Linked DNA regions of Mus musculus: regions 1, 2, 3, 4, 5 and 6 are each linked to region 7. A link is a loop called in an ENCODE intact Hi-C map of the cell type or tissue named here. Cell type or tissue: left cerebral cortex. All regions are shown on one strand. Region 1 has its middle 130 kb from the start of Cemip2. Region 2 holds the start of Cemip2 (cell migration inducing hyaluronidase 2). Region 3 holds the start of 1110059E24Rik (RIKEN cDNA 1110059E24 gene). Region 4 has its middle 310 kb from the start of Trpm3. Region 5 overlaps Gm41818 (a long non-coding RNA gene). Region 6 has its middle 25 kb from the start of Gm38486. Region 7 has its middle 140 kb from the start of Trpm3.

Region 1 (4,000 bases), 390 kb before region 7:
GGAGAGGATGGGCTTAGTCCTGCGGAAGCTAGATGTCCCAGGGTGGGGTCCTCATCTTTCTTAGTAATGTAGCAGCTAAGTGGTCTCTCCATCCATCCATCCATCCATCCATCCATCCATCCATCCATGTATCCATGTATCCATGTATCCATCCATCCATCCATCCATGTATCCATCCATCCATCCATCCATCCATCCATGTATCCATCCATCCATCCATCCATCCATGTATCCATCCATCCATCCATCCATCCATCCATCCATCCATGTATCCATCCATCCATGTATCCATCCATCCATCCATCCATCCATCATCCATCCATCCATGTATCCATGTATCCATCCATCCATCCATGTATCCATCCATCCATCCGTCCATCCATCCATCCATCCATGTATCCATGTATCCATCCATCCATCCATCCATCCATCCATCCATGTATCCATCCATCCATCCATCCATCCATCCATCCATCCATCCATGTATCCATCCATCCATCCATCCATGTATCCATCCATCCATGTATCCATGTATCCATCCATCCATCCATGTATCCATCCATCCATCCATGTATCCATCCATCCATCCATCCATCCATCCATCCATCCATCCATGTATCCATCCATCCATCCATCCATCCATCCATCCATCCATCCATCCGGAGAACTTTCTGTCTGAGCTTCTGGGAAAGCAAGTGTGACTTTCCTTTCCCCTGCCTCTGCCTCTAGTTCCCTCACAGGATTCTCCTCTTTCCAACTTCTGCTTTAGTACATCCATAGATGTCGCCCCAGGTCTGCTTCTCCTAATGTTCTGATTCCACACTTTTCCTCACATTTGCTGGTTTGCTTTGGAGGTGGGAGCTGGTGATGCATTTTCCTTCAAGTTTTTCAGGGGACAGTGGCACAGTGAGGCCTGAAGGTCACTTAGCTGTTCTAGGTGATTCCATCCATTCTCAGCCTTAATGTCCTCTGAATGTTTCTAAATCTCCTCACCGAACTCTAGCTTAAACACAGATACTTTGGTTTGCTGACTTTTGAATAGGTATTTCCAATGTGACATTTAAATCCAACTTGCCTGATCCTCCATCCCACTCCCTTTCAGGAAGCTGTGCTAACTTTAACTCTATTGTTCGAATGGAACAAAACCAACCAGTCAACTGTGCTAACTAAAGACACTCTGGAATTTGTTCTTGTTTCTGTTGTTTTCCCACCTCATCCCTCCCTTTTAGTCTATTAGCAAATGCCATTGACTCTCATAATGCCATCCACTCTTACAACACACACCCTGTTTGCTATTTGTCTACACCCTCATTATTTTCCTCTGGTCTCAACCTTTGGGCATATCATATATATCCTAAATATCAGATACATATGTGATGATTCATAAGAGTAGCAAAATTACAATTATGAAGTAGCAACAAAATAAGTGTATTGTTGGGGTTGCACAACATGAGGAACTGTATGAAAGAACATTAGGAATGTTGAGAGCCTAGTTGGAGATACCATCATCTCTTGCCTGGACTTATAGCCATCTCCTAAGCAGACTTCCTACTTCAACCTTTCTACATCAACTCTTCGTTCATTTCACTTTTTAGACAGGACTCAATTTGTTTTGTCTAAACGTGTGAATCACCCCATATGCCTCTGTTCCATTCTTCTGGTGGCAAGGGACAGGTGAATTCTATAGGCTTTAAAAATTCTGGTTCTAAGCATTGAGCTATGAAACACATTTTCCTCTCAGTCTCATCTTTTCTCTAAGCTTTGTTAATTCATCTTGAAACCAAAACTTAGGACTCGAAAGAGTTCCCTTAACCAGGCAGGAAGTAAATAGAGAAAAATGCAAAGCCTGCAGCAGGCGCCATGCCAAGCAACGGAAATACAGAGGGTTCCGATGACGATGACGTCTTGAGCTTGGGCCTGCCTGGTGGGGGCGAAGGATACTGTCATTTCCCAGGCATGGTGTGTCAGATAAAAATGTACTATCAAGGGAAAAGACCTGATACAAACAGGGACACCCTGATCAGGCATGGATGAGACACTGTCACAGTAAGTGACATGTTACAGACACCCAGGTTGATTTCCTTCCTTTGTTGTGTCCAAAGGATTCACTGTAGCAAGCTTCCTTATGCAAAAGCATACGTCCACACTGATCACTCCACATCCTCTTTTGCTCTCTCAGCTTTAGGGTTCATTTGTATGAAGGCCCATGATTAGCAGCAGTTCAGCTGCTTCTGACTGAGGGCAACACCCTTAAACCATTTCCCTACTGTATGCTCCTCATGTGCAACTTTTACATTTCAGAAGGCCCCAGTACAAAGGTATGTATATATATTTTTTCCTGGGATGAACATGCTTTTCACTGGCAATAAAGGTATATTTCAATTATTAGACAAATAATAACTGCCTTTGGAGGCTAAATCTAAAGTATAAAACCCAAAGGAGAAATTTGTTGCAAAGAGAAATAGATGCAAAGAAAGGGACATAAAATGACCGTAAAGGCCCCGACTGAGTTCTCCTTTACTGAAACGTGCCCTGGCAATGGTAAGAAATGCTGATGGAGGAGTTCCAGTTGACATTTCCTTTCAGGATGTGTCAAGGGAGGGCGAGTCATTCTGAGAAGAGCTTGGGGCTCACTATTACACATGAAACTCAACCCAAGCTTAGACAGCACTGTGAAAGGCACACCCAGAGGTAAATGTCAGCCTCATCCTGTGGGCACCCCACGGTTTACAGAGCAAGTACAGCCACATCCCAGACTAAAGAAGAATTGATGTTATCTAATAGCTCCCTCTTAACCCTGTGTTTAAGGACGGAGGGGAAAAAAAAAAAACAAAGAAAGGAAAGGAAATGTTATCTAAGGTCTGATTGTACTTTTTCTTGAAATATCCTGACTGTTCAAGAAAGGTCTTGGGAGAGGTTTTCCATTGTGCTGTAATCTAAGTCACTGTTATCTCCTGGAAGTGCAGGCTGGGTCTCACAAATGAAAGGTTAGGATGCTTATTGATAGCAGCCATTTGTAATGGCCCAACAATCACAGGAACTGTGAGAAAAGTAATCGCAAAAGTCTATGTACTCAGGAAAGGAACACTGTGCCCAGAACACAAGTGAACTCCCTGCCTGGTCAAGCCTCTGCTTCCTGCTGTGCCTGCCTATATACTGTCCGGTCCACAGGCTGCGAATAGATGACAGCATTAACTAATGAAGCCTGACAGTCATCTAAGGTCTCTTTCATTATAAAGCCAGAGTTCATCAATGGGATGGAAGAAGTGAGGGAAACTGCTTGAAATGTAACCACTTGCTATCTTGCAAGACAGAGACACTCTAAGGGTTGCTGCAAGAGGCGTTGTGGAAATTATTTTCCAAGCTGCTAGGTGGAGGGTGTGAACAGATTATAAGACTGCAAATTGCTTTGAATAAAGTAGAGATGGTCTTAGGGAGGCAGTTTCTGCTACATGTAACAAATTACATTCCAGATGTTCATGACTACAAAATCTCTACCAGATGTCCAGACTCATGGTGGCTGGGGATGTTTATTGTACATGTGAAGTGCTCAGTACCTGTTCCCTAGAGACCTCCCTCGTCCCTTTTCATCTGCACCAGCATGCTAATCATGTGGGGATGATGAAATATTTAGGTCTCGCTTTATAATTAAAGGGGCCAGGAAGAATGCAAGACTGTTAATTACTTTAGTCTCAGAACCAGTTAAATAAATGCCTAAAGTGTGCCTCTTGGGACATTTTTGGAGATTTATTAAATATATTGTTTCATAGTCTGGGATCCATTTTTTGAAGCTAATTCAAAGTGGAAAAAAAGGCTTAAGACCACATAATTCAATCCTAAGGACAAATACTAGCGTTTTTCATGGTGTTTTCATTTAAAAAAACAAAATAAATCTCATTGCTACCATGAACTTCGTTTGCTAAAGAGCTGCTTACAGAAAAGCCTCTCTACTTATGTAAACCAAAGGATTGCTTTTTCTTTTGTTATTCACAGCACATGA
Region 2 (4,000 bases), 530 kb before region 7:
TCACTCCAGCCACTGCTTCCCTGGTCATGAACCTTCTACACCTTTGTGTTTTAAATTTCTCTCTGCCTTCTCGTAAGTGTGATTGCAGTTAGGGTTCACCCAGGCAACTCAGAAAAATCTCTCAGTCAAGACTCTTACTCCAATCACATCTCCATACCCAGTAGTTTCCAGGATTAGAAACACCCACACCCACACACCCACATACCCACACACACACACAAACACACATGTTAGGGTGGCCTGCCTCTCTTCTCTTTTAAAAATTATTTTTAGTATTTTATGTGTATAAGTATTTTGCATGCATGTATGTCTGTGTACCTACCATTGAGGTCGGAAGAGGGCATTGGATCCCCTGGAGCTGGAATTAGAGACAGTCATGAGCTGCCCTGTAGGTTTCTGGGAATCAAATCTGGATCCTCTGGAAGAGGAGCCCAAGCCATATCTCCAGCCCCCATCCTCCCTTCTTGAGTTCTAAACATGTCCCATTGAGGCCACCTTAAGAGTCCTTCCTCCTTTGCAGTTTGTCATAGAGAATCATCTGCTCTATTATGTTAAGTCCTCCCCTTTTCTCTTCTAAAGAGGGACTGGGGCTGGAGATGGCAGATGGGTAAGGATTTTGTGACGGCTCAGATGTCTCTGGAGCTTCTCCTTCTGCATCTTTCCAAGGTTTTAGTTAACTGTGGGTTCGGTCCAGAAGCATTGCCAAAATTTACATTTGCAGACTCCTCTGACTCAGTCCATAGAGCTTTGTTGAGGCATTTCCAAGTTTTTTAGGATCTCAGGGGATTCTTATTAGCCCCAGTCTGGAAACATTGGTTCAGTTCTACCAAGTCCTAAACCAAACCTTGGAAATAGGGTATTCCTTTTTCTGTCTGCTGGTGTATCATAGCTACACGGTTGAATTTTTACTGGAAGGGGGAGAAAACAAACAAATAAACAAACAGACAGACAAACAACAGTGAGCCTGAAAAATGAACAATCCTGCCTGTACAGTATTCAATGAAACAGTTCCCCAGAGGCGACACGTCCAACTCCGAATTAAATAGAGGATGATGACTGTCCGGATTTGGCAATCTGGCAGCTGTCATTAGCTCCTGACCTCGTGGTCTGACGGACCAAGCCAGGTCGCGCCCTTTGCTGCAGGAAAGGCTTTTCCTCTGCCAGAGCAACTTCCTCCAGGGGACCGGGTGGTGGCAGGGCTACTCATGCCACCCGGCCAGTATATTCTGCAGTAGGGTGGGCTGAGGATTGGTTTTCAGTGTTGCATCTCCGCCTCCTGCAAGCTTCAGCCACTCTAGAGTAGCGTGGCCAGAAGGCGTGACCAGGCCTAGGTATATTTATTCTGGCCTTAGTGTGAGATGCTGGGGCTGCTCCAAGCTCCTAACCAGAACTGGACAACGGTCTGAAGTCAAGAACACACTGACTCTGCTGAGAGGGCTACGAATCCAGCTTCCTTGTTGGCCAGGTGGGGGCAGTCGAGGCGCCAGGACCCGAGGCTCAGAAAGTTTTGAGTGAGGTGGGGGGCTTGCGGGATATTATTGGGGGAATATACTGCTATGCCGAGTCAGCTTCATTCCGGAGCGATAAAAGATGTCGAACTCAGCTATTGGATGATAAAGGAAGAGAAAAGAGTTCAACCCTGTGTGTGTGTGTCTCAGGGGTGGTGGTGGTGGTGGTGGTGGTGGTGGTGTGTGTGTGTGTGTGGGTGGTGGTGGTGGTGGTGGTGGTGGTGGTGGTGGTGTGTGTGTGTGTGTGTGGGGTGGTGGTGGTGGTGGTAATAGGGGTTCAGCAGCCTGGCTAGACCCGAGAAGATGCAGGTTCAGTTTCGAGTGATGAGGGGTGCAGGCTCAGGTCGACTTTGTCAAGAGGTGACAAAAAAAGCAGTATCAGACTCAGCTGGGATGATGAGGTACACAGACTCAGGTTCAGGCCCGCTGCTTTTCCTGAACTCCCAGGTAGTCATCTGTAGCCGAAGGTCAAGGAGCCGCTGGGAAACCCTGGCCGCCGACGGTGTTGGCGGGCGTCCTTCCTGCTGAAGGCAGCTGGAGGCGCTGAGCCTTCGTCTGCAGCTTGTGGTGGGCGGAGCCTCCGCAGGTCTCGTCCCTCTGACAACAGGCCCCGCCCACCCCGCCTTTGACCCGCCTCCCTAGCTCGGGGCCGCCTGCCCAATCCGCAGCACTCTCGGCCCAGCCGAGCCGGCGCTTGTGTGGCCGGAGGCTGATTAGAGGGACCCTAGCGAGCCGCGGCGCCCGCCGAACCGGGGACCTGCGCGGCTCGGGAACGCGCCCTGCCTGCCGCTATTGTCTCGGAGCCGCACAGGCTCGCGCCGCCCGGACGGCGATTCCCCTCCTCTTCCTCCGGGAGGGAAGGATCCAAGAGCGCCAAGCCGGGCTGGCTGGAGGAGGTGGCCGCGAAGGCGGAGGGAGGAGCGTTACTCCCCGGCCCCGACTGCTTCTCCTCCGGCGTAGGTTGCCGCTGAATTCAGAGCGGCAGCGGGACGCGGGTTCCTGGCCATGGAGAGGAGATCTGCACGCGGGGACTCCAGGAGCTCTGCTCCCGCTCCTGCTCCTCTGGCCATCGCGTAGACACCTGAGTAGACCGACGCCAGGAGGGGGAGGGGAAGGTAAGGCTCCTCTAGTCCCGGGTGCCCAGCCCCGCCTCCTTGGCGGTCCCAAGGGCCCGGAGGGCGCAGACCCGACTTGCGCACCTTGGCGTCCTGGAGGCCTGGCTGTCCCTGTGCTGGCGTTTTTTTGCCGAGAAGCACAACATCCTGTGGGTTCCAGCGTCCGCCTTTGCCGGCGCCTTCCCGCCGGAGTTCTCCCATACATAGCGCCCCGAGACTCAACCTTCTTCCATGAAAAGGGGTCCTTAGGAATAGAGGTTTGATCCCCTTTTCATCCACTTTGTGTTCCCGGGGAGGTTAACAATGGGTCTTTTAAAGTCGGTGTGAACAGCCCTAAAGTTTCTGGAAAGGCTGCGTGGGGGACGCGGACCGCAGTGAAAGATTGATGGAATGTGCATTGTGGAGCCTTGGCGTCTACAAGAGCACGCTTGTGTAAAGTTTGGGGGGGAGTGTGGATCTTTGTCTCCTACTGTTCCCCTGAGTTGGTGTGACCCTGCTCCGTGTGGTAAGGCGCAGTTTCAGAATCTGGGCATCTTTAAAGCTGGGGACCAGTTTTTAGCACAGGACCTCACTCACCACAGTTCCTTGGCAGAGTTGGGAGGTCCTGGCAAAGAATGGGGTTCTCACTGCGAGTACCCTGAGGTGCTTCACGTAATACTACTTACTGCCCTCTAGCAATAAAACCAAGGTCTCTGCTGGGGGGCTGGTGTTTGTCACCAGACCCCCTGTGGAGCAGAAACACTCCCCTTAAATTCTCCGCCGAAGGTTAGGAGAACAGACTTTTGACACATCTCCTTTCTTCTGCAGTTGGGGTTAAAGGTAGAGTGCCTGTCTTTTAGGAACTTCCATCTGCTCCTGAACCACACAGTGTGTTGGACTGACTCCCTTGTGCTGGTGACTAGTCTGATGCTACACAGTTGCACATGTTGAAGGGCTGCAGAAGTCTTAAGGGCTCTTACCAGTAAAAAGAAAATTTAGAGGAAGAGGAGGCAGGAGAAGAGTTTCATCAAAGCTTAAGGGAAGCCTGAATTCCCATTGCAACCAGGCTTATCTGTTGGAAATGGCCACTAAACCCAAATACAAACAAATTATATATATCCCTAAAGATTAAGAAAACTTGACCCATTAGCACTGGTCTGGTCTCCATATCCTACTCTGGTGTGTCCCTTATTGTCTTTCCCTTTGAGTTTGCATTTCTGGGCAAAGCAAAATGTGCACCAGGCATGCTGTTCATTTAGTTAACATGGGACAGCTCGTGATAGTGTCTTCTGCCTTTAAAATAACATTCTTTATTTATGTGTAGGGTGGTGAGTCGGGGCTGGAAATTTATCTCAGACTTTAAGCTCACTCTATCCCATACTGTGTCTGATTTTTGTC
Region 3 (4,000 bases), 650 kb before region 7:
ATAGAGAGCTGAGACAACCTGGGGCCCCAGTTTCCTTCCTCTGGGGAAAGGTCTAATTAGTGTATCTCACAATTATATTTAAGTATGGTCTAGTCTTACTTTCAAGGCTCTCCACAGATTTTAAGATGGCTACAGAGCAGTGGGAGGAAATTATACTTTACTATTCCCACTGCTGTTCGGGCCAAATTGTGGATTAATCCATTTTCTTTACCAACTTCTCTCCATAATATTTTTCTAAAATACAGGAAAAGCAGGTTTATGGACGAGTGTCTGCTAATGTGGTCTGAGGGCCCTGCTTAAACTATTTTTTTTTATTCTTCACTGAACTGCCTTTCCCTTTAGCAACTTCTATTGAAATTTGTAATTACAGATCCATCTGCTGACTGACTGTCCATATTACTCAGACAATTACAAGCTCCGTAAAGGCAGAATCAATAGTTTTGAACACTGTCTACCAGGGGTCTAGAACCCTGCACGTGAAAGGTATTTATTAAATATCTGAGAAACAATGAAAGAGAAAGACAGAGTACAAGTTACTATGGATTGCCTTTTTAATGTTTTAAACGTAATCACCTGCTGACCACCTGTTATGTCCCAGACTAGTTACTCTTCTGTTAGCTTCCGAATAATCCTATCAGATTTCTTATCTGAGGCTAAAGGTCACAGAAATTACTAAATTACTTCAAGGAACAAACTTAGGAAATTTGAGCTCTTGTTTCTGTAAATATTAACTTTATCTGATGTAAGCTGGCCTCCAGGACGACTAAAGGCCTTTATCCGCTCCCCATTCAGTTATGGGGAAGGGGATCGCTATTCACAGAATCACTAGTCATACATATCTCAAGTAACAAACAGTCTGAGTTTTCTTCCACTTTACACAGGTCCTGCTAAGTTAATTGTATAGACAGCAAGCAACCATTTTTACACAAGCCAAAACGTTTGCTCCAACACAAAACTGAAATAACATCTTGTTGATAAGGACAGTGACGCTAAGATCGTACTCCCTACAAACTTATGGGTTTGGGAGTTCTCGGAAAAACAGTCGCTGCAAAGAGACACTCGGACGAGTGCCTTCATTTCATTTTCTTATTGCGGGGGCGTGATCCAGGTGGGAGCATCCAAGGCGTCAATCGCCCCATCGGTACCTTAGGTTGGATGAATTTAAGCTGCCCTATCCAGTCTCGGCGCCACTACTGAGATGTGCTGACCATCAGATAGATTCACGGAACAGAGCCAAGCCAAAGAAAGGGCGTGGGAAGAATATTTGAGACACGATTGCACTGCAGCCAAGACTAACTGGGCTGCAGTCCACGCTCGCCAACTCCTCTCCTTTCCTCTCTCTGTCCCCTTTCCTCTCTCTGTCACTTTTTTTTCCCCTGGGATGGCAGTCAGAACAACAGGCAAGGGCCTACCTTGGTCTGAACACTCTTATCAAACTTGTCATTTTTGAAGGTGAACGTATTCTGGTGCTTCTGAGGCCGGGACCGAGTCACGTTGCCTTTCTGGGAACTCATCACCAAAATCTCAAGCACTGTAAATCGGTGCAGCCTTTAAGTTACAGGAAAGAGTAAAGACGTTCCCGCCCCAGATTGAGACTAAGGACAGTGACCCGGAAGAAGTTCTTCTACTCTTTCCGTCCCAGCCCCAGGTCGGCCCACGTGACTCATTAGGGAGGTCACGCTCGGCTCTGCCTTGCCGCACATCCTCGACTACCGGCTTCACGGAAAGCCTTCCTCGGACCCAAGGTGCAAGTCCGGCTTTCTTCGAATCTAGAACTCCCCCATTGGCTCGAACGCGGCTGTCCATCACGGCGGAGGGACGGAGATTCCCCGTTCCTATTGGCTCTTCTTTTCCGCAATCCCCGCCTCCTGCCGAACGCTCCCAACCTGTCTCCCGGCTCCGTAGCGTAGCGACTCCGCTGCGCAGTTTGTGATTGGTGGAAGGTGGGCGAGGCCGGTGCCCTGATCGCCTGCAGCCCGGAGCCCGGGTCAGCTTCGGCGCCCTCCTCCAGTCACTGAGCAGCTCGAACCGGGCCGCTCGCCCCCCCGCCCCCCGCCGCCCTCCCAGCTCCCGCCCGCCGCGGCCGCGCGCTCCGCCGCCTGGCGGCCTTCGGAGGTGCCAAGGAAGGCGGGCTGCGGAGAAGGCAGCACCGGCCCTGCGCTGCGGACGGCGACCACGGCCGCGCGGGACCTCGGGCCGGAGAGCCCCGGCGGCGGCCGCCCCTCGCGGCGGAGCCGTTAGTCAGCAGAACGCGAACGCGCGTGGAGGGGCCCCACGAAGCGCGCCCGGGCACCGCAGCTCTCTTTCGCGTCCTCGCCGGGCCGGGCCGCGGGCGCAGAGTCGGCGGGCGGCGCCCCGCGGAGGACAGCGCGTTGGCGGCCGCGGCCGCCCAGCTGCAGGTGCGTGGGGCTGGGCTGCTGGGCCGTCGGGGGGTCGCCGCTCTGAGCTGGGGACCAGGCCGGGTGGCTTCGGAGCGGAGCTACCGAGCGGAGAGCCGTGCGTCCCGGGCCTCCTCGCCCGCAGGGAGGACCGCAAGATGGGGTCGGGCCGCCGCTCCCCTCCCTGGATCTGGGCCACTTCGGGCCCTCGCTCTCGGCTCGGTGTCCGGGTCCCGCCAGCCTCGATTTTAGATGGAGTCCGCCCGGAGCTTGAGCTGGGTATCCCGCTCCGCTTGTCGCGGGAGCTGCTTTCCATGGCTTGAACTTGTATCATCTCTGATTGAGAACTCAAGGAGGGAGAGGTTGGATTTGAATTGAAAGTTGGAGAGTTCTGTTTGAAATTGTATTTAATATTAAACCAGGAAAGTTGTGTCAAATTATAGTGTGTGGAGGACGTTCGGAGAGTTTAACCTCCCTCCGCTTCTGTTGAAAGAAAGAAAGAAAGAAAGAAAGAAAGAAAGAAAGAAAGAAAGAAAGAAAGAAAGAAAGAAAGAGAGAGAGAGAAAGAAGAAAACGTTCAGAGCCTTAATCTTGGTGATTTTTCTGTCAAAAGCAGGATATTTAGTTTCATCAGTGCTGCTCTGATTTAAGGCAATGTGAAGCAGATTTGGTAAGGATTAGAATAACGGGGCCCCGCGGAAAGGGTGACCTTTAATTTTTTTCTGATAGTTTATGAAAGGTATTCCATTCCTTGTGCAGTATATACTGCTTGATCCCTAGGATTTACATTTTTCAAACCTTCAGCGTATAAAGAGAATTTTGGACATCTTGGGGCAGTACCTAAAACTACTAAGTCTTGAGTAGAATTAATTAGGTGCGGTTTGTGATTGACATATTTGTTTACATTAACGGGGATTTTCAATCAACACTTATTTTAGAGAATGTGTGTCCATATACTTGGCGCATGGATTCAGTTGGGTAATAAATCTACTCGTAGCCAATGCAGTATTTTGAATATCACCATTGTTATCGGTGCCGGTGTCTTACCAATGGAAAACGGAGAAGGCGAAGGTGTTGGAAGTTGAAAATGGATACAATATCTGCTATGCCTTCGTTACTGTTTCAGATCTTGGAGGAAATTAGTAGCGCCTTCACCGTATTTTGACCTCTCTCTCTTCTCCTACTCTAGTATTAATAAGGTTAATTGGCAAGGATAGGATTAGATTTTCAGTAGGCTAGGAAGCTTTAAATTTGTCCCTTGGTGTACAATACACTGGTTAATAAGTGGTTTGTTTACTTGAGTACCATCGCTCATTTTGCATTGTGATAAAACGACAGCTGAAAAAGCAGGCTCTTGCCCACCCCAACGCATAGACTTACCGTAAAGTACTGGGACAAGATAATGTTTTAGTAGCTTAATAAACTCAGTAGTCCACAGTCTATCACTGAATTGATCTACAACCCCAGGCATGCGGTTCTTGGCTGAATCCGTGTCCACATTCATAATCCAGAACTATTAAAATGTGCCACTTGTTGCTCTTGCAGAGGACCTCTGTTCCCTTCGTAGGACCCACATGGTGGTTCATAACCATTGCTAACTCCTGTTCCAGGGCACCTGACAC
Region 4 (4,000 bases), 160 kb before region 7:
ATTGGTACTTTGCGCCCATATCCGTGTACTTTGTAAACTATGCATGATTATTTTATTTTCATAAGTTGGAGGATTATCAACTGAATATTTGGAAATTCATGAAATGCCCCTAATAATTTCAAATCCATGAACCTAGATATAAAACGAATGCATGCAACATGGAGCCCGTGGTTTGCTCATTAAATGCCGCTGAATGTTGCAAACATTGTTTTTTTTTTTTTTTTTTAAATATGTACTTGTGATTTTCAGACACAGAGTGCTACTTTAAACGGCCACCTTGCTTACATGGACAGGCTATAAACACAGAGGCACATCTGTGGGACAGCCGGGTAGCGCTCTTCCTGCCATCCCTGCTAGGTAGCATATTCCAAGGCCCCTGCAAGAGCACACTGGCCTCTGCCAACTCAGTTGTGAGCTGCCCTCCCCATGCCCCTAACCTGCCTCTGCCCTGTCCCACCCCTAGCCAGGACCAAAGAAGCACTCTGTTCTTTGCAGCATTCTGCAACCTCTTTCCTTCCTTCTTACGTGCTTTTTGTTTTTTAAAGAAATGCTTTCTTCTTATTTGATTAAGAAACTAAAGTGTATCTTTCTGAGGTTGCAAAGGGTGAACAGCTCGGTGGGTGATTTCTTTCACATGGAGTTATGTTCACCTTGATCGTCGAAGGCATTGTCTGGGCTCTGTTAATCTGTGGTGCCGCAGTGGCTCTTTTTATCAGGTTAAGGCATTACTGAACGGGAGGCCCGCACAGTTTAAGACAACTGACATGAGACTCGTGACAAAGTAGAGGGAAGCATCCCCATAAGGAGGAGGCGACATGATGGGTAACCCATCTCACACCATCCTCAACCTGACCAGTGTCTTCTCCTCGGGACTGAAAGGGTAAAACTCAGAAACTCTTCTTCCTAGAGAGAGAGGAAAAACAAGTCCCTTGAAAGAGTACCAATCCCTTTTCTTCCCAGAATCCTCCTCAGCGTTGCTCCTTAATACAGACCCTTGGGCTTAATTGTAGAGGGAGAAGAGAGTCAATCAACTGGGGGATTCTCTTTTATTCCTTCTTAGTTCTAGGAAGCTGGGGATAAAACCTGGGTCCTTGCATATACCAGAAAGTGTTCTATCATATTGAGTTACGCCCCACTCTCTATTACAATTTGTGGCATCCTGATTCCCAGGCATAGCCCAGCTAATTATATGAGTCCCCGCCCCAGAATCGGAAATATCAGCATTTAACATGCTACAGTTTATAACACGTGCACACGTGTGTGTGTGTGTGTGTGTGTGTGTGTGTGTGTGTATGAAAAGCTATTCAGGAAACTTCAATATGCAGCCAAGTCTGAGGCCCAGTGGGCTAGCCCGACAAGCAGAGGGAAGAATTAGCCCAGTACCTGACATGCAGATGAAGCTGGACTCTCCCAAAGGACACTTGAATACAGTTGTTGCAAAGAGATGAAAAGGAAGAAAGAGAAAGGAAGGCAGATAAAGTTTCAGGCTTACTCTCTTTGTCTAAGTCAACTGGAGTCTCCACCCACTCACCAGTGGGTGACCCAGGCTTCTGCTCCCAGGTCCCCAGGGCCTGAAGACTGGGTGGGGCACATTGACTGCAAGAAACTCCTAGAGCAGTGGCTCCACAACCCCAGGCGTGGGCCGTGAACCCCCTGCCTCCCCCTCCCGCGCCTTGAAGGCGGTGGCTGCCGGTGGAAAGCAATTTGGGGTGCATAAGGAAGCGGGCTGGAGCGCAGGTGGCGCTCGCAGCCCCAGCCCCTGTTGAGCCAATCGCGAGCGCAAGCGCAGCCTGCTGGCAGCTTTACGGAGCTCCCGACTCAGGCGGGGAGCCTACTAGGCGAAGGCGGCGCAGGAGAGAGCTGAGCGCAGGCTGCTCTGAGCACTGCCAAGGGCCAGGCTGCTAAGAATGGGCAAGAAGTGGAGGGATGCGGGCGAGCTGGAGAGAGGTTGCTCTGACCGCGAGGACAGCGCAGAGAGCCGCAGGCGCAGCCGCAGCGCCAGCCGGGGCAGGTTTGCCGAGTCGTGGAAAAGGTTAAGTTCCAAGCAGGGGTCCACCAAGCGCTCGGGACTGCCGGCACAGCAGACACCGGTGAGTTGGGGAGAGTCAGGGCCTCAGCATCCTTCCTAACTGGTGCCAGAAACCTTGTCCATGGTGCTGAACTTGCTCTCCTGGCGCCGGAGCCTGGGAACTTGTGGAGTCACTTACAGGGAAAGTGTTGGGTGGTTGCAAGCAGGGGTCCCCAAGGGATGTCTCCCCCTCTATAGCCAGAAGAGGGGATTTGGATGTGTCTTCTTTCTATGCAGAAATGGGAAAAGTGTTGGAGAGGCGAGGGGCTGGCGGTCAGATCATTATAGTTTTGTAATTAACAAAGTGTGTGAGTTGTCCTGCGTCGTGTGATAGGAGTGTATCCCTCTGGTCTGTGTGTGCCCCGCATTCAAACTCACTTAACATCGACTGAATGGGGGCATAACAAGAACAGCACATTGTATTTTTACTCTCTTAGCACTTGCTCTTTCTATCTCACTCCCCCACTGTTTTAATGGGTATAGTTAATTGTTTGCAGAATGTCATTTGCATGTGGAGAATAGCAAGAATATCCCAGGTGCTTATACGCCTCTGGCTTAACGTGTGTACGACATTCAGAAAGCAGTTTCCCCATGTGCCAGCGCCTCTTCAATGTCTGATTAGTGCAATAAAAGGACTCCTGTGAAATTAAAACATCACTCTATGTGTGTGTGTGGAAATACAGTTGATGAAAACTTTTGCTGCGTTTACATTTCTGATATTGAAATATTAGATTTTCCATCATGTCAGACAGAGGGAAAGAGATCTCTGTTCTAGGAGACAGTTGTATTGACCTCCTGTTGCTCATGGGTAAGGAGAACACACTGTTTTTAACTTCCAAAGCATCCTTGGAAATATCAGCATGCATGTTTCTATGTTTTCAGAGGTATCGTGTAGATTTTACATAATGGAAAGAATTTGAATTGATTAAAAAAATTAGCTCATACCATGGACTCCAGTATGAATAGTGTTAGCTCAATCTAGTTTTCAGGGGTTGCAATGAAGGATAAAATGTATCCGTAAATGTAGCATGTAACAGCAATCCCACAGAATGAGATTTTAGCCTATTTATGTTGTTTGCTTGTTTACAAAATGAATGGCAGAAAGCATTAATCAATCTGGGAATTTCAAATCTTTGATCCATTTTGTGGGCAAGGTTTTCATCTGAACATGGACATGGTCCACGTACATGCAATTAATTTTATTTTAGCCACAGAAATATTCTGTAAGATATGCAGGCTTGAAAACATCTTTAAAAGGAATTTTCATTTGAAGACAGACTTCTGAGATAAATTCTGTGAAAAAGATTAATGACCTCTTACCTCTTATGTAAACTAAGAATTGAGTTCATCTCCTTACAAAACATCTAAACATTGTTCTATGAGGCTTTTTATATCATGTCTGATTTTGTTCAACAGGTGTGTGAACAGCCCTTATCAGGGCCATACAAAAATCTTCATTTAACACTGTTGTGACAATAAATGACTTGGAGGTTATTGCCTTGAATAAAAATGTGTGTGAGGGAGGGCATACTAGGATACCATGGCAACCAGAAACATCTGGAAAAGTAACCAAGTCCTTCTGTTTGCTAAGAGCAGGCAAAGGGGCAGTATTTCTCTGTGATGCTTGTTAATTGAAATATTAGCAATTCAGTTAAAAAGCAGTGAAAGCCTGTGGGTTTTTTTCTCACATTACATGACAAGTTCAATATTGATTTTGTTCTAAAACTCCAAAAATAGGTCTCTAAGCCAAGATTTAATTACCAGATTTAAAAAATCCCCAAAGATAATGAGCTTTTGTCATTCTTTGGTCTGCAATCCATCTTAGTTTTGGTCTCATGAGTTGTTGATAAAGACTTGGACTTCATTAGTAATTGAGACACTTGACACATTCATGCTAACACGGGAGCAAGGGAATAATAATGGTTTCAAGGT
Region 5 (4,000 bases), 570 kb before region 7:
CCCCCCCCCCCCAAGGCCAGCTCGGAATGTCAGAGCAGATCAAAACTTCACAAAGTAGATTTGGGCAGAGGACCCAAAAACCATCCGAGCGAAATGTAATTGTGAGTGTGAAACATGGCTTACTTTCCTTGTGATTAAGGGCTTTGCCCATGGAGGATCGTGAGCTAGTCGTATAGCACATGTAACCACTTCTCTGATTGGACATTCACACATGATCACCTCTCTGGCTGGGCTTTGGGCTGAGTGAGCGTGTACAGGGAGTGTGTGACCTCCTTATTGACTCAGCCCAAGGAAGCACTAAGAAAATGACCAATTCCAGTAGAGCTTACTCCAGTCTTCATTTATATCACACTGTGAGATTCATTAAATATCACTTAAAGGGCAGCGCAATACACGGTCCTCACTTGAATATATCATATCATAGACACTGTCTTCTTGTGGTGGTAAAATTCCTTCACAAACGAAGCATAAATACAAAGTGTTGACTTTTAGCTCACAGTCCCAAAGGAATACAGTCCGTCATGGCAGGGAATACATGGCAGGAGGCAGGGAAGGCGTGGTACTATGGATAGGGCCTGGATACTCATGCTACATCCACACATGGGAAGCAGAGAAGGGATAGGAAGATGGGTCAGTGTATAAAGTCTAGCTCCCGTGTCCCACTTCCTCCATCAAGGCTCCACCTCCTAAGCATTTCCCAACCTTCCCAAACAGCAGCACAAGTTGAGCACCAAGTTTTCAAACATGTGGGCCTATGGAGAATATTGCATGTCCAAGCCATATCCCTCCTCCCCCTGGCTCCTCTAGGCTTATGACCTTCCATTGAGATACATTAAATCCAACTTCAGAAACTCCCCAGTCTTTAGCAGTCCCTCCCCACCCTGATCAAAGAGTTCAAAGATTCTTGTGATACTCAAAGCAATTTTGCTCTTGAAAAGACTGTGTGTGTAGCTCACTGAACCTGCTGCATCTCACCGATTCAACCCCATTAGCTGCCCGTTGAGTCTTTGGGATCCTCCTGTCTCTGCCTTCCTCATGTTAAGGTAAAAGTGCAGGAGAATGCCACCATGACTGTATCCTTAAGCTCAGGTCCCCACAGTGCAGAGCAGTCACCTAGCCAGCTCCCTGAGCATCTCTTCAGCCCCTTCCCTGCATTTTCTGTTTCTCTTCCTATTTCTGTCTTGGTTGCTATTTCTCCTTTGCTCAGCTTTACTTATAAGAGTCATCTGTTGCCCAGCCTGGTTCAGAACCAAAATCAAGTGATTCTTCTGCCTCAACTCACTAGTAACGGGGACCCCAGACACTTAGACTCGTCTGGCTTCAGCTTCACCTTCAAGTGACAAAGGCCCACAGAACACAGAACAACACGCAATGCCCTGACATCTGAGGGATGGGGAGCTGATGCCCAGCATTGCCAAGTGTCAGTTACAGGTTAATTCTTGAAAATAAACTCAGCACCCTGTGAGGTCTGCTTTCTCCTGCTTATTTCCCTTCACTTCCTTAAAGGCCATCTTTGGGGTATGCTGAGTACTGCAAAGGAAATCGTCGATCTTCAAAGACTCTCTCTTGTCCACTTCGCTTGTGCTGTCCTCTGTCAGAGGCAATGGCGGTACAGGGAACTTTGCAGAACTCATAGAGTTCCCAGATCAGCACTCTGAGGAGGACTAGATCAGACAGTGTTCTTCTAGTTCATCATGCTGCAAGTAAGGCCACAGAGGCACTGTGAAGGGCTCTGCTCTTCATCTTGGCATTTACATTTTTGGTGGCCTTGAGCTAGCTGTCTTCCATCTTTTGTATACAACATGAGAAATTATCTGTTTTCTTATGCCTTTGAAAGATTTGTTTCCAGCGTTTCCAGGACAGTGAGAAGGTTTTAAGCTGCAGGCTTCCACAGCAGCTAAACCGAAATCACTGTGATTACACAGCTAGAGTCAGGTGTGCACTATAGTGCACAGGCATTCACCTAGGAAGTGCAAGGCCCTGGGTTCAGTGCCCAGCACGGAAAAGGGAAATCTGCTTCCCTGGTCTCCATCTAACAGGAATTTGGAAATCATTAATCCATGCCACAAGAGGGCGCTTGGGAAATACTGGCTTTCATGCCAGTGATAGTTAAACCATTTTACATCTTTAAATAAAAATTAAAATGACTTGTCATTTCTGGACCTCACTTTGCTTTATCGAATTCAAAAGCAATTTGTAATCAAAAGTATCTCCTACTCTTCACATTTTAGGTTAGTTCTTGTTGATGTGGACGATGCTAATATAATATATAACCAAAAGCCTTTACAGACATGAATTTCCATAAGAGATGAATACAGGCTTCAGCCAAGGTTGGAGGTCTGGAGAGTAGCAAGCTATCCCCTGGTGTAAATGGAGGTGAAATATTCCAAATTTCTTTCAAAAATGTTTCATATTTATTTTGTGTGTATGAGTTTTGCACGTATGCATGTGTGCCTGCCTGCCTGTCTGTGTGAGTTTGGTGCCAAGGGAAATCAGAAGAGGGTATTGATCCTCTAGAACAGGAGTAATAGATAGTTATGAGCCACCATGTAGGTGCTGGGAAACAAAACCAGGTCCTCTATAAGAGTAGCCAGTTCTCTTAACTTCTAAGGTTTCTGACCAAACAAGGCACAATTTTAAAGATAATCCATCACAGTACATTTCTCTTGTCTGGTCCCTTCTTGGGAGCCTCCAGACACAGGAAGCTTATCTAGTTTTGAAGGATTGTTACAAGAGTTAAAATAATTGATTTATCTAAAGGATTTGAAATCATGCTTATCATACAAACAGGATTATGTATGTGTATATAGGCAATATTTATACACCTTCTATTGTTTTATCACTAATTTCTGCTTTGCCACAGCCTCTACCACTAAGATACCAAATCCTCAAACCAGAGTTTCCCTCAGATGCACCGACCTGGGAAAAGTGTTCTCCTAACATTTCTCTCTTCCACCTAAAAAGGAAGGCTGCCTTGATCTGGTGGCCCGTTATTGCAGTTCTAGAGGAACACCTACTACCCCTTCCTATCTTCATGAGCATCTTATCTTTGGGCTCTTTCCTTTTTCTAAGCCTGTGGATTGATCTTAGGCACGGACAATAGACCTATGGACACCAGCTCAATGATCTATCACTGAGCTAAAAAGTCACTTCAGTGACCATATGTGATTTATTGAGTGTCAAAGTGTCCCGTGAATAGAGTGTGGACACAAACGCAGAGAGAATGGCAAGTGTTAGCAATTGGAGTGGTTCTCTATGAAATCTGTTTCTGTTTATTTTGGTTTGATATTTGAGACAGGATCCTACTTTGTAGCCCAAGGTGGCGTTGAATTTGTAATCCTCCTGCCTCAGCCTCTCAAATGTGCCACCATGAAATTTCTTTATTGCTGCAACTTTTTCTGTAGCTTAAAAATGATTTTTAAGTTGATCAAAACAACCTGATCACAGTGAGTTCAAAGTCATTCTGAGTATATAGTAAGATCCAGACAGATGGACAGAGGCAGACACAGAGACAGACAGACAGCAACACAGAGAGACAGAGATATAGACAGAGAAAGAAAAGTAGAGGAAGAGAGAGAGAGAGGGAAAGAGAGAGACAGAAACAGAGATAGAGAGGGAGACAGAGAGGGAGAGAGAGAGAGAGAGAGAGGGAGAGGGAGAGGGAGAGGGAGAGGGAGAGGGAGAGGGAGAGGGAGAGGGAGAGAGAGAGAGCACAACGTGCTTTCCTGGCTTTGCTCTGGGGATGCCTAAAGCCCTTACCTTTTCTGATGCATACAGCTTGGCAGTCCCCACCTCTATTACTCTCCAGCCGCAGCACTTGATTTTAATTTATTACCTCTGCACATGCTGTTCTTGAAGCTGAAACTCTGTCTTCTGTATTTGTGCCTCAGAAAACTCCTTTCTGTTTTTGGTTTTGAGACAGGATCTCACCAAGTAGTACAGGCTAGCCTTATACTCCTGTTTCTCCTGCCTCAGCCTCCTGGTTGCTGAGATTATAGGA
Region 6 (4,000 bases), 730 kb before region 7:
TATTCTTTCTCTCTCTCTCTCTTTCTCTCTCTCTCTCTCTCTCGTGTGTGTGTGTGTGTGTGTGTGTGTGTGTGTGTGTGTGTGTGAGAGAGAGAGAGAGAGAGAGAGAGAGAGAGAGAGAGAGAGAGATTACTTGAGTTTTTGCTAAAGTCTCACTCATTTTCAGGCTCTGGGGACAGTGTTAGTGGCACAAACCAAAAGGATTGACTTTCCCTCCTATGGTCATAGACTTACACTCTGGGACAGCCTGGGCTGGGTTCCTTCTTTTACAGAACCTATGCCAGGGCGTCTTGATCAGAGTTAGTCCTCCTAAGGGCAAGGATGGGGGTCTGTGGATGTGGCTTCTGCTCATTGGTTCCCTCCAGTCTCCCTAGCTTCAGGGCCTGTGCTTTCTTCATTTTGCCCAGGACAGACTCTTCCATCAAATCTTCCCAATGCAAAATAGTTCTTTTTAGGTTTATTTGGTTTTGGGATTTTGGTTTTTCAAGACAGGGGTTCTCTATGTGACCCTGGAAGTCCTGGAACTTGCTCCGTAGACCAGGCTGGTCTCAAACTCACAGAAATCTTCCTGTCTTTGCCTCCCGAGTGGTGGGATTAAAGAAAATAATTTTTAAAGATCAAGGACCTGTCAACCTTATTCATGCCCTATATTTTTCTGCTCCTAGAGAAAAGCCTAACTGGCAGGACATCAGTGTATTTGTATTCGCTGACTAGCACATCAATTCTAATTTCCAGTACATGGTAGTGCATGTATGTAATGCCAGGACAACTGAGATATACGTTAAATCTGGACTGTGTAGTAAGATCTTGTTTTAAAAAGAATAACAAAACGTCAGTCTAGATTTCTATGGTCTATTTATATTAATAATTTTTGAGTTTGAACATTTTGAATATCTGTACTTAGTCTATTACCCATGTAGACTTAAATTAAGACAATTGACCTTAAGGGTAGAGCAAACCTGGGTTTTAGTACTAGCTTTGAAATCTCTCACTCTACTTCCTAAGCAAATTATTTAAGCCCTGTTTCCATCCATTTCATTACATTTGATAATAACAATAATAATATCTTCCTCATAAACTGATTTTAAAATTAAGGCGATGTGGTATGTGTTAAGTCCTCAACCAACACAACACAAATATATATAATATAAATATATATATATATATATGTACATATATTTTTTTCTTGTACTCATCCCCAAAACAGTGAGACTCAGTGAATTCATCAGATGGGGTTTAGACAGGCTAGAGATAGACATGAGGTATTCCCTATTGACCTTGGGCATAAGGCATTTCACATTGAGAGGAACTGGGTGAAGGAAGCCGGTTGAGCCATTCCAGAAATGCCTAGCGCATGCAGACTACGGGCTGAATTAGTCCATGTATTCGTTTGAAAGTATTTTTCACACCTCTCACCAAGAACAGTGTGCTAAGGCAGGATCAAAGGGAATCAATGGTGGCTCCTGCCCTGCAGGGGCTGCTTCCAGCAAAGAGCACAGTTGTCAGAGGCCTATACCGGCTCCTGCTGTTGCCCTGGCAGCATAAACACAGAAGAAAGCAAGCAGCATTTCTCCACGTGGGAGGCAAGTAAGAGCTGAATACGAGAACAGGATCCTGTTGCAGAGGTTTGAGACAAGGCTCAATGGAGGTCCCTTGCAAGATTTTGAATACGGAAGTGAACCAAGTACCAGAAATGGAAACGATAAACAGATCAGCAAATACTCATTTATTTTTTAATACACCCATACTCACCCATCTTCAAACTGGCACCATCCTTTATAGTTAAATCAATCCCGGGCCTCTGAAGCTGCCTGCAGTCGTCACTTTGTATGGAGAGAGGCAGTAAGATTTGCAAACCCTGCTGCCTCTCTGCCTCTAGACTGCTTGGGTTGATGCAACTACTTCTGGCGGCTGTGGTCATGCGACCTCCAGGGGGCGCGATTTCCCTTAGTTCTGGTGGAACTGTGGTTCTCAAGCCAACATGAGAATTTTGTTAACTCAGTGTCGCTGGGTCCCATTCCCACAGTTCCTGGTACAGTAGGTCCGTAGGGTGGACCAAAGAATGTGCACTAGTAATGTGTCCCCAGGGTGTACTGCCTGTGCTGATCCACAAGAACCTAAGACCCTTCTTTAAAAATAGGTAAAATGGCTAGAATTTTGAAAGGGAGCCTTTCTATAAAGTCCACAAGAGAAAGGAAAAACAAAGAGTGAAATTTAAAAATTAGGTTGGGGGATGGGGGCGCAGTTCCCTGGGAGAAAGGCAGTTCTCTGGGACAAAGCATGCCGGGTACAGGAGAGGCCCTGGGCTCAATTCCTACACCATATCAAGCAAAGACAACAGACAGAGCTAAGCCAAGCAACCATGCAACTTATATGTTGTGGCCGTGAGTCCTGGATGCTAGCTGGTCTTTTCCAGTTCCCATCTTCAGGGTAGCTGTCTACATACTTTGATTATCGGAAGAGGTTTTAGCACGGCCGTGCCAGGAAAAGGTCAATGGAAACACAGTGCGGAATACAAGAACGGCACAATCCGAACGAGCAATGTAGTCGTAAAATAGAAGGACACTTTTATTTCCTTAACAGACCCTTCTTTATGTCATGTCTGCCTCCAGTCCCAAGAGCAGAGTTTTGCTTTGTACCTTGAGAATGCCTAAGGAATATCAAAAGTAAAACTGAATTCCAACACTCAGCACCCCCTGGTTGGGAGCACAGCCCACCATACCGACATTACTCATCTGTTCCCAGCTGGCTATATTTATCCTGTGAACTTTGAATCGCATGTTATTTTTAACATAACTACAGCTTTCCCGATAGCACCCAGTCTAATAAATACAGATGTCTTCTGTATTTAACCTCTGGACTGTGTCTTCCTTGGACGAAGTGTCTTGTCAAAGAGGATGAAAAAGCTCTTAGAAATCGGTGCTCAATGGCCAGAATGGTGTTTATATCAACACCAGGGCTTGGCACAACTGTTGGTCATTCTTGAAAGAAAAAAATCTGCACAAGAGGCCTCCCTTAAAGAAAGTTAATCTCTAGTTACCGTATGTATCATCTCTCGGCTACTTGAGAGCTACTAAATGCCCATGCATAGCCCCCCGCTTCTTATTTAGTTTCTGTTGTTCTCTGCCCTCGAGGAGGGGAGACCAGAAAAAGCTCCTTTATATCCCAAACACCCAAGGGCCCTAGATTACTGCAAGAACAGTAGGAGGCGAGGAAGATGGGGAGAAGATGGCCGTGTCCAGACCCACTTGAAGCTCCTCCGTGAACATCAGTTTAGATCCCGATACACAGAAGATGGAGGCTAGATGGAGAGCAACAGAGCAAGAGGGATTCAAACAAGTTCTGGTAGCTGCGGATCCACACCCCACTCTCTTCTCTGCCGGATACATCTCAGACAACAGCGTTTTACCTGTCACTCAACCTAACGAGGAGGTGTGAGAAAGAAGCCAGAGCTGAAGCAATCCTGAAAGGAATAAGCAACACAGTTCTATGGAGTGTGAGAACTGGAGCAAATGGGGTGGGGGTTGGGGGGAAGGGACGACGGAAAGGGGAAGAGAGAGAAACTTTCTCAGGATAAGCTGTTCTTGTCACCAGTCTACATTCACCCGTGTGCGTGCACACATTCATCATGATGGTGGATAATTCTTTCGCAGGTGCAACGCCATGCGTTTTATTCTCCCCGGGTGACTAATGAACTAAAGTAATTTTGTTTTTCTTCTTAAAATTTTGTTTTCATTTTTAAGTAGAATATAGTTCTATCATTTCCTCTTCCCTTTTCTCCATCCCAGCCTGTGTACCCCTCTCTGATCTTTTTCAAATCCATGGTCTCTGTTTTCATTAATTTTGTTTTACACACACACACACTTTTTGTTTGTTTGCTTGCTTGCTTTTTTGAGACAGGATTTCTCTGTGTAGCCCTGGCTGTCCTGGAACTCACTCTGTAGACCAGGTTGGCTTTAAACTCAGTGATTCGCCCACCTCTGCCTCCCCACTTCTTGGA
Region 7 (4,000 bases):
TAGGCAGGGAGGTTATGTTTTCTGTGTAAGGTTCTGTTGGGACCTTTGGCGAGCACTAAAGTCCAGCAGTTGCCTTTCAAAGGCCCTTCTCTCTCCCCCAGCCACAAGCTTATTCTTTTCTGATGCTGCTAAATGCTCATATAGCATCTTGTGTATTCCAATGCCACAGACATTCTTTGTCCTTTGAGTTAATGCTTTCCTCCTTTTCCTGTCCCAAAATAATATGGATTTTGTGTACCGATAGCATAATGATGCACAAACCGAGTCTAGACAGGCGGCCACGAAGGCTCACTGGTGTGTCCCTAAGCATAGAAGGGGAAGCCTGGGTACTGAGCCTTCCAGGCCACCATCCTGCTGCCTGTTTTTGACACTTGTACAATACACTTATTACTCTCAGACTCCTCACTTAGATAGTTAATCTCTAAAGGAGGAGAACTGTATTGTGGTTTCCATATGCTAATTATTTAATGTAAGTAAGGTTTGGGTTTTTTGGGTTTTTTTTTTTTTTTTTTTTTTTTTTTTTGTTGTTGTTGTTGTTTTGGTTTGGTTTGGTTTGGTTTTTCGGTTTTTCAAGACAGGGTTTCTCTGTATAGCCCTGGCTATCCTGGAACTCACCTTTGTAGACCAGGCTGGCCTCGAACTCAGAAATCCTCCTGCCTCTGCCTCCCGAGTGCTGGGATTAAAGGTGTGCGCCACTACGCCCGTTGGTTTTTTTTTTTTTTTTTTTTTTTTTTTTGTTGTTTTGTTTTGTTTTTTGGTGTTTTGTTTTGTTGTAAGTAAGTTTTTAAGAATAATCTCATTCAGCAAGTCGCAAATCAGTTCTTTACCAAGCACCTAATAAAAGACTGCTCGAAAAAGAAAGGTTTCTGGGCTCTGGGTGCACATTAGGGCAGGACAGAAGAGCCCCAGGTTAAGAAATCTGCCTCGCCCTAGAGAAGGATGGAGAGAGAGATTGAGTACAGGCACAAGGACTGGAAGTGGTGTCTGGGGAAGCTGAAAGACGTGACATTTGAGTTTTGAATTAAACATAGGAAAACCTGTGGGTGTGGTAAGAGCAACCCCCGGGATGTCGTGCGTGCGGAGAGAGGTTGGCAATCTGGAAAGCAGGAAGCAGGCTGTGTAGCTGTGATCCACAGTGGGGGGCGAAGAACGGGACTAGATCAAGTGTGAGAAGCGGGCAGTGAACGGATGATCTACTGCCTGCTCTCAGTAAGCCCCCTCCAGGAGGCACTGGGTGGAATTCATCACACAGGGCTCTGTTGCATCTCTGCTCTCCCCTCTGAAGGTTGTGGCTCCTGCTTGGGCTTATCTTCGAAAAATACAGCTTTCTTAGTCAAGTAAGCTCTGTCAGCTAGGGATGTAGGGAAGAAAATGTGTGCTAATAGTCTGGAGGCTCTGTGCAGAGATTTCCCCTAAGGAAGGGAGATGGACTGTGCAAAGTGAGCTTTGCACATGAAGGGCAGATCACAGCAAGATCCTGGCTGCTTGCAACAAACAGATTGCAGGAGCTTTGAATAAATTACACGCCCTCCCTCTGTTTGCTTAATGTGAATTACTATTGCTTACTAGCAACAAGTTGATTAGAAAACTATAAAAAAAAATGGTACCCTCAGACAGTCTAGTGACACCTTACACAGTTGCAGCGGCTCCCAGACCTCTCCTCCGTCCATCACAGGCCAATGGAAGTGCATTAGCATCTGCCACATCGTCAGACGTACTCAGGAATAGGTGTTTGGCCCTTGATCTGGTTGGTCGTAGATACCTAGGGGTAGATCTCTGGTGTGACTGTTACATTAGCAGAAATAGGATTTAGAGAAAAGTCACAGTTAGACTGTGTAATTTTTTGCCGTGGCATTATTTTCCTTTTGCAAACATGTAAGGCACTGTCTGAAATTCATGAAGCGAATGGGTTAATTTGCACCTGCAGAGTGATTGTCAAGCCAGCCTGGTGAGAGTTCTCACTGAATCTTGATTTGGAAACTCCAGCTGGGAAGGTGGGCCAGGGGACTCAGCAGGATCAAGTTCTATGCTGGGGAGAGAACCGGGGGAATTGGTGCTTAGCATCAACGAAGAAAGCCCTGCCTGGTGCCGGAGCACTTGAGATGGCTTGGCCCAAGCAGCTTAGGTATTATTCGATTTGGACTTAACAGCCCTGAGATGAAATGGCCTTTCATTCGACGTTGTTAAACAGGGACAAGCTGGGCCTTGCTTCACTTTTGAGTTTGCCAAGTAAATGGATTGCCGACCGCAGAGCAGTACAAGACATTTCTTCTGCACCCGTCTCCCAGTGGCAGCTTTTCAGCTGAGAGCAATACTGTCTTCACTCCCGAGTATACAGAAAGGAAAAGAAAAGGCGGGGGGCGGGGGGGGGGGGGGGGGGGGAATAGGCAACATATCTTTATGTAATGCTTCTAGCGCCCTCTCGTGGCTAGTTCTAAGAATGCAAGTCTGGAATGCTTTCTTGCAGAAGAATCTTGTCTACCCAGAACTGACAAAGGAGGAAGCTGGTATTTTAAACAAAAAAATGCAAAGTACCCATTTACGTCCATTTTACCAGCACACGATGTGTGGAACCGTTACTGAGTTCCTTCCTACCTCCTACACTTCATGAATCTTGGAAAATCTGCTTCTGTTTATGACTGATTTAAAATAAATTGGCATTAAGGAAACAGTAATAAAAATTTGAAAATTTCAATTTTTGACAATGAAAAATATTTTGAACAAAATTTTAATATGCACTATATGTAAATACAAAGTTCATGTGATTTCCAAGTATTTTTTCCTAATTAGAAGTTTGTCCGTTTTTTGCATCTTTTCCCAGAGGGAATATTCTCTTGTATTACTTAGCTGTGTGCACTGTTTAACCTATAGAACACTTAAAAGTTCTTACTGCATTTTATTATTTATTGTGTGTGCACATGTATGTACCTATGTGGCTGTGAATTCTGGGTGCACTTAGATCTGGTCCTTCCACTCTGTGGGTCTTGAGGATTGAACTCAAATCCTCAGGGTTGGCTGCAGTTGCCTTTAACCTCTGAGCCATCTTGTCAGTCTTTTAATGCACAATTTCTTAATAGCAAAATTAACCAGCACTTTCATGAGTGCAGCATTTGAGGAAGAGCATCTTCAGTTTCGTTTAGAAATGTGGGTGTTAACGGTCAAAACAGATGAGACTCATAATTAGAGACACTTGTGTTATAATCTAAGCCTGAAGACACAAAAGGTAGACTGCATCATCTATTGGGCAAACAGGTTAGTTCAATCTTGAAGTACAAAATAGCTAATAGACAGAAAGGCATTGGAAATTAAGTTTTTGAAATAAAGTAAATCACCAATTTTCTACTTTCTTCTGAATTAATGGCGTAATTCAGTGATATTGGTCAGTGGGAGCTCTCTCTGTCTCTGTCTCTCTCTCTGTGTCTGTGTCTCCGTGTGTGTGTGTGTGTGTGTGTGTGTGTCTGCATGTACAAGTGTGTGTAAATAAAAACTGTGTTACATAGACCATGGTGTTTCTCTAGTAGACAAGCTTCTAAATGATGGTGTAAAGACACACTGTGTCTCAGCAGATCATCCGTTAGACGGGATCCTTGGTCTGCTTGGTGCTGTCTTCTGTGTGAGGAGAACTCTCACCACTCAGCAGAAGTCTGAGTGGTGATGACTTGTAATAGAAACGGTTCTTCGAGAGATGAGAGGATTCATGAGGTGGCTGGACCAGGCTCCCCATCACTGGACCTGAACTACCGCTTGAACTAAACATACTTTTTTCAGACCAACAAGGCAGACTTTATAGATAAACTTCCACAGAACTGCATAAAGAATAAGAACTGTTGGGCTACTAACATGAATTAATGTCTTTATAGAGAAATACATTAATTTTGGTTTGATCGGTATTGTTTGTTTTGACTTAAAGTCTGAGGCTATAGCCACTCCTCCGTCTGCTATTGAGAGTCCTCAGGGTCTGACTAACAGATCATCATAACACACTTTTATGCATGTTTCT

The links. A loop is a pair of places that touch in the nucleus more often than their neighbours do. Peaks named below come from ENCODE experiments on the same cell type or tissue, not always from the same donor. Only the 100,000 strongest peaks of a DNase experiment are listed, where the experiment ranks them.
Region 1: it touches region 7 in a loop (7-fold over the local background); 4 of 42 quality-filtered maps call a loop at or near these places.
Region 2: a loop joins it to region 7, with 7 times the contacts of the local background. A loop is called at or near these places in 25 of 42 quality-filtered maps.
Region 3: it touches region 7 in a loop (4-fold over the local background); 2 of 42 quality-filtered maps call a loop at or near these places.
Region 4: it touches region 7 in a loop (2.5-fold over the local background); 2 of 42 quality-filtered maps call a loop at or near these places.
Region 5: a loop joins it to region 7, with 5 times the contacts of the local background. A loop is called at or near these places in 13 of 42 quality-filtered maps.
Region 6: a loop joins it to region 7, with 8 times the contacts of the local background. A loop is called at or near these places in 22 of 42 quality-filtered maps.

What each region holds. Positions count from the first base shown.
Region 1 is chr19:21,911,331-21,915,330 of GRCm38, forward strand. No RefSeq gene overlaps it. Among named protein-coding and RNA genes, the nearest start is that of Cemip2, 130 kb to the left of the region's middle. In left cerebral cortex, no CTCF peak of the experiment used is centred here; no DNase peak of the experiment used is centred here.
Region 2 is chr19:21,776,164-21,780,163 of GRCm38, forward strand. It overlaps Cemip2 (cell migration inducing hyaluronidase 2), which reads left to right and starts at 2,177. Exons shown (of 24, transcript NM_001033759.2): 1 at 2,177-2,623. In left cerebral cortex, CTCF peaks have their summits at 1,449 (motif pointing right) and 2,049; DNase peaks (open chromatin) are centred at 186, 635, 1,443, 2,134 and 3 more places; H3K4me3 peaks cover 2,200 bases; H3K27ac peaks cover 1,505 bases.
Region 3 is chr19:21,651,195-21,655,194 of GRCm38, forward strand. 1110059E24Rik (RIKEN cDNA 1110059E24 gene) reads right to left here and starts at 1,597. Exons shown (of 4, transcript NM_025423.2): 1 at 1,413-1,597. The coding sequence starts at 1,514. Abhd17b (abhydrolase domain containing 17B) reads left to right here and starts at 2,115. Exons shown (of 4, transcript NM_146096.3): 1 at 2,115-2,399. In left cerebral cortex, a CTCF peak has its summit at 2,110; DNase peaks (open chromatin) are centred at 1,330, 1,803 and 2,504; H3K4me3 peaks cover 3,453 bases; H3K27ac peaks cover 3,127 bases.
Region 4 is chr19:22,137,212-22,141,211 of GRCm38, forward strand. It overlaps a transcript of Trpm3 not described here. Among named protein-coding and RNA genes, the nearest start is that of Trpm3, 310 kb to the right of the region's middle. In left cerebral cortex, a CTCF peak has its summit at 1,806; a DNase peak (open chromatin) is centred at 1,840; H3K4me3 peaks cover 926 bases.
Region 5 is chr19:21,732,326-21,736,325 of GRCm38, forward strand. Gm41818 (a long non-coding RNA gene) reads left to right here. Exons shown (of 3, transcript XR_003952858.1): 3 at 1-6. Among named protein-coding and RNA genes, the nearest start is that of Gm41818, 11 kb to the left of the region's middle. In left cerebral cortex, a CTCF peak has its summit at 2,069 (motif pointing right); a DNase peak (open chromatin) is centred at 2,066.
Region 6 is chr19:21,569,452-21,573,451 of GRCm38, forward strand. No RefSeq gene overlaps it. Among named protein-coding and RNA genes, the nearest start is that of Gm38486, 25 kb to the right of the region's middle. In left cerebral cortex, a CTCF peak has its summit at 1,920 (motif pointing right); DNase peaks (open chromatin) are centred at 1,555 and 1,935.
Region 7 is chr19:22,302,075-22,306,074 of GRCm38, forward strand. It overlaps a transcript of Trpm3 not described here. Among named protein-coding and RNA genes, the nearest start is that of Trpm3, 140 kb to the right of the region's middle. In left cerebral cortex, a CTCF peak has its summit at 2,469 (motif pointing left); DNase peaks (open chromatin) are centred at 1,089 and 2,399; H3K4me3 peaks cover 311 bases; H3K27ac peaks cover 290 bases.